Linked DNA regions of Homo sapiens: region 1 is linked to region 2. A link is an interaction called in ENCODE POLR2A ChIA-PET data of the cell type or tissue named here. Cell type or tissue: OCI-LY7. All regions are shown on one strand.

Evidence for each region. Peaks named below come from ENCODE experiments on the same cell type or tissue, not always from the same donor. Only the 100,000 strongest peaks of a DNase experiment are listed, where the experiment ranks them.
Region 1: POLR2A ChIA-PET joins it to region 2 with 5 read pairs; 1 of 35 experiments calls an interaction of 5 or more read pairs at or near these places.

What each region holds. Positions count from the first base shown.
Region 1 is chr12:95,530,283-95,532,782 of GRCh38, reverse strand. The region is part of intron 2 of USP44 (ubiquitin specific peptidase 44); the gene reads left to right. Among named protein-coding and RNA genes, the nearest start is that of USP44, 20 kb to the left of the region's middle. In OCI-LY7, no CTCF peak of the experiment used is centred here; a DNase peak (open chromatin) is centred at 1,002; H3K4me3 peaks cover 696 bases; H3K27ac peaks cover 837 bases.
Region 2 is chr12:94,968,670-94,971,169 of GRCh38, reverse strand. No RefSeq gene overlaps it. Among named protein-coding and RNA genes, the nearest start is that of NDUFA12, 34 kb to the left of the region's middle. In OCI-LY7, no CTCF peak of the experiment used is centred here; a DNase peak (open chromatin) is centred at 1,509; H3K4me3 peaks cover 1,135 bases; H3K27ac peaks cover 1,507 bases.

The DNA of each region.
Region 1 (2,500 bases), 560 kb before region 2:
GTGTAGCCTATAAAAAGGCATATTCTATGTACATCTAGTGTGTTGAGCTAGTACCATTTTCAGGTCAAAATAGATTGTTTTTATAAATATGTATAGAGAAATCAGCTCACTCAATTCCTTCTTTCATGAATCATTGGAAGTAGTTTTACATCTATGGTAGCAAAAGCTTTTGGAGGGAGGGAGAAATCAGGAGACGGAGCTCTCTAGGTTACCAATATTACATTCATTATCTGAGGGATTGAGAAGAGGAGGGTTTAATCCCAGAGGGAACGGATTTAAAGATGCTGCTATTCTCGGGATGAAAATGGTGCACATGGCCGGGCGTGGGGGCTCACACCTATAATCCCAGCACTTTGGGAAGCCAAGGCGGGTAGATCAGCTGAAGTCAGGAGTTCAAGACCAGCCTGACCAACATGGTGTAACCCCATCTCTACTAAAAATACAAAAGCTAGCTGAGTGTGGTGGCAGACGCCTGTAATCTCAGCTACTTGGGAGGCTGAGTCAGGAGAATCGCTTGAACCCAGGAGGTGGAGGTTGCAATGAGCTGAAATCACACCACTGCACTCCAGCCTGGGTGACAGAGCGAGACTCCGTCTCAAAAAAAAAAAAAAAAAACCCAAAGAAAGAAAGAAAATGGTGCACACTTGAGCAATTTCAGGGACCAAGGAGTAGCCCTGGAGGACTTCCTATAAAATCAAAGGGTCATGGTCTGAGAGCTTTAACAAGTAGGTAGGGAAATTTTAAGGTAAACAAATGTGATTTCATCTAGAATAATCTTATATGATTTTCCTTTATTTTAATTACTACTCAAAAGTTTCCTTTGTCATGATAAGGTGGACTATAAAACCAGAATCTTCGAAGTAAAGGTTCTCTATACTGAGTGGACTTATTGGTGAACTGTTAATAGACATAAGGTTCTCTACTTTCCCATAACACACAAATTTAAACAAAATTTTTTTTATAACTGAGGCTATTAGGCTTTTAGGTCATTTCCTTCCCCCTGCACACCTGCCTCTGTTCTTCAGTTCAACTTGCATTGTAATAAGGCCATCTTTTGTTTTTATAGCATACTTTCCTAAAATGTTGTTTAAGTATTTCAGATGTAATTCTTCTTAAGGAATATCTATGAAGTTTATTTTTCAGTGTTTCAGAAATGCAAAGATTTTGTGTCAATTAGCAAATAAGAATTGTACTGCAATTTTACTTCTCCATCTTTCTCTGTCATTTCCTTTTTATGCAAAAGTTTTAAAATACACTGTTACAGAGTGCAACATATAGTTGCAGGAAACCTATATAATATAGGAAATCTATATAGAAGGAAAGAAAAATCATTCTCTAATCCTATAACCCCACAATCCATTGGTAAAACTATTTATATTTTGGTATATTTTCTAGTCTTTTTTTCTCCTGCACATGTATAAATATTTTTTCCCATAATTGGTCATTTTGCATTTATCTGCTTTTCCCATTTAATATTGTAATTATTTTCCAATAATTAAAAATATTTCATCATTCTTTTCAAAACATTTCAATGTTCATAATTTTTTTGTGTGTTTTTTTTGGTATATGTCTGCTATTTAACATCATATGTTTTTTTTTGTTTTTGTTTTTGTTTTTTTGAGACAGAGTCTCACTCTGTTGCCCAGGCTGGAGTGCAGTGGCGCGATCTCGGCTCACTGCAAGCTCCACCTGCTGGGTTCACGCCATTCTCCTGCCTCAGCCTCCCAAGTAGCTGGGACTACAGGCGCCTGCCACCACACCCAGCCAATTTTTTGTGTTTTTAGTAGAGACGGGGTTTCACCATGTTAGCCAGGATGGTCTCGATCTCCTGACCTTGTGATCCACGCGCCTCGGCCTCCCAAAGTGCTGGGATTACAGGCATGAGCCACTGCTCCTGGCCACATCGTATGTTTATACCGTAACTTAACCATTCCCCTATTGTTGACTGTTTTTAATTTTTTTCATTATTATAATGTCATCAATTAATTTTTCTGACTTCCTTATGACAGAGTCTTAGAAGTTGACTTTGTCAGAGTAAGACTTCTGATACTTGGTGACAAAGTTCTTTCCAGAAAGTGTTTTTCTTTTATATCTATCTATCTATCTATCTATCTATCTATCTATCTATCTATCTATATTTCCAGTAGTATGAAAGTTGCTATGTGCTTATTTTTTCCTTTATAAATGTATTTTCAAATTAATAAAAATTATTGTACCAGCTTTTTGCTTCTCTTTCTTTAATACACTCTTAGGGAACTGGTTCTCAGGAGATTTAAGACAGTTGGTTGCTGTAATGGCTTTTCCTTTCTATTTTTTATTTTTTTTATAGAGACAAGGTCTCACTGTGTTGCCCAGGCTGGTCTCAAACTCCTGGGCTCAAGCAGCCCTCCCGCTTTGGCCTCTCAAAGTGCTGGGATTACAGGCATGAGCCACTACACCCAGACTGGGATGGCTTTTTGTGTGTTTTTGCTTTTGTTTTTGTTTTTTTTGTTTAATTCAA
Region 2 (2,500 bases):
CGTACCTTACTACCATAGCTCATTATATGGGAAGACCTAAGCCAAGCCAGATTTTCTCATGGGAATTTGGAACTTGAATGGAGAGACACGAAGGCTGAAAGTCATCAAAACTGGGTGGCTTTTATTGACGCTCTCTAAGGAGGTTATCAGAGATATCGTATTTCCTGAGTCTGGTTCTTTAATGGTTCATTTTAAACTGTAAACTATCCTAGACTCTATTCCAATATATTCTTAGTTCTTTAAGCTAACTAGGGTCACAGATTTTTTTTGTTGCTTACAAATAAAAAAGTCTTTAATATCCAGATTGGTACCAGAGGTAGGCAAAAGACCTTCAAGGAAATGATGCGGGATCTTTGGAACTGGTTGTTGTGTCTGGGTAGGGTGAAAGGCCCACATCTCTCTGCATTCCAGATGGAAAGCTCACAGCTCCAGTGATCAAGGAGCTTAGCAGGCTATTGCCTTTAGTCACCAGAATCCATGAGCCCCCTTAGGATAAGGCCCCTGGAGACTGGTTAGCAGCCACCATGGAACAATTTAATAGCAATGGAAAGAAATGCTAGGATTATGGAGTCAGGTGGTTGTTTCCAAGGGCATTGAATGACTTAAGAGAGAATAAACCTTGATTCTCAAATCTCAACTCAAGGCATCAAGTGTGTGAAAGGAAAATAAGTCTTGGGACCCCAAAATCACTAAGCCAAGGGAAAAGTCAAGCTGGAAACTATGTCAGGCAAACCTGACCCCCATTTTATCCCTAAATAAGATATTAATAGCTACAAAGATAAAAAGCTACATATCTCCTTCCTTGAAATTCCTTGTGGACAAAGGACAGACAGAACTCAAAGTCATCTCTGAGGCTCACTGGAGATAAATGCATACCGATTGCTTCCTCTGCCTTATTGTTTATTTAAAAATACGGATTCACTGAGCCGGACTAAAGTGTATTCAGTGGAAGGCTGCTCAAGAACTCAAAAGAATGCAACCTTTTGTCTCTTATCTACTTATGACCTGGAAGCCCCCATCTCAGGTTGTCCAGTCTTACCTGACGGAACCAGTGTACATGTTACACATACTGATTGGTGTCTCATGTCTCCCTAAAATGTCTAAAAGCAAGCTGTACCCTGACCACTTGGGCACATGTTGTCAGGACCTCCTGAGGCTGTGTCAGAGGCACAGCCTTAACCTCAGCAAAATAAACTTTCTGAATTGATTGAGACCTGTCTCAGATACCTTTCGGGTTATAAGTGAAACGCAGGGTAATTATATGAGTTAGCTTACCTCCTTGGTTTCCTATATGAAAATGAAGGGATAGAGTGGGACCCTGCCTATTGGTATAGGGACATCTAGAAGGAACTAGAACAATGGTCTTTGCCCTTGGCTGCATATTAGCTTTTTTATAATCTAGAAGCCAGGCAATCAGACCAGCATCTCTGAAGGCAGGTTCCAGGCATCAGTAATTTTTAAAACCTCTCCCTGCACCCACCTTGTGGTTCCATTTACAGCCAATGTTTTGAACAACTGTGCTAAAGAACCAACATGCAAAAACCAGTTATTTTGAAACTTCCTCATTCATAAGAAACTAGTCTACTACAGCCCTATGTCCTGAGTATCCCTTACTTAGCTGGATCAGGTTGAATTCAGTGCCTTCAAGAGACTATTCAGTGTGCTGTTTTGGCTTTTTGAGCCCTGGACTTTTGAGACAGCATATAACATACAGGTGTTTTGCACTTATTTATTTACCTGGTGACCTGAAAAGCTGGCAGAGCAAAAATAGTCCCTGTAGGTGGCCCAGTCTGCAGTCCAAGCAGCTCTGCTGCTCAGCCCTCTCAAAGTCTATCTGGCTGATTGGGAGACTTATTGAAGTCAGAGACAAATTTCTCCAGGAGAATCACAATGGAAGCCCACAGGACTTTGGAGCAAGGTCATACCCCCTTCTGGAAGATTACTATTCTCCTTTTGAGAAACGGTTCTAATTTGCTTCTGGGGATGTTGGAGGCTATGGGACACCAGGTGCTATTTAATCCATCTACTCATAAAGTTGACCATTTCCAGCAGCACTCCATCACCTAGCAGGTGGGACCAGACAGGCCATGAAGACACATTTCCTTTGAACAGATTTCTCCCGACCCTGTGCCTTTAACTACTCTATTCCCACACCTCGCCCCTACCAATCTGTCCCTTTACCCTTGTGGAGCATTATTATCCAGTTAACTGAAAATGAAAAAAACCAAACCTGGCTTACAGATACCATGAACAATAGGCACTATCAGCTAGAAATGTACTGTGTATATTTGGGGTGGTCTTGAAGGACAGTAGAGGGCAAATCTCAATTTGTAGGCAGAATTCCAAGCACTGTCTTTTATCATGTACTTTGACTTGAGAGAAACATGATCTGAGGTGAGGATCTGTAACCGTAACCAGTCACTGGCTAGATAGTCAGAGATGGAGAAAAGCAACATGGAAGATTAGTGTAAAAGTTTTGGGAGGAGCTTGGCAAATGAAC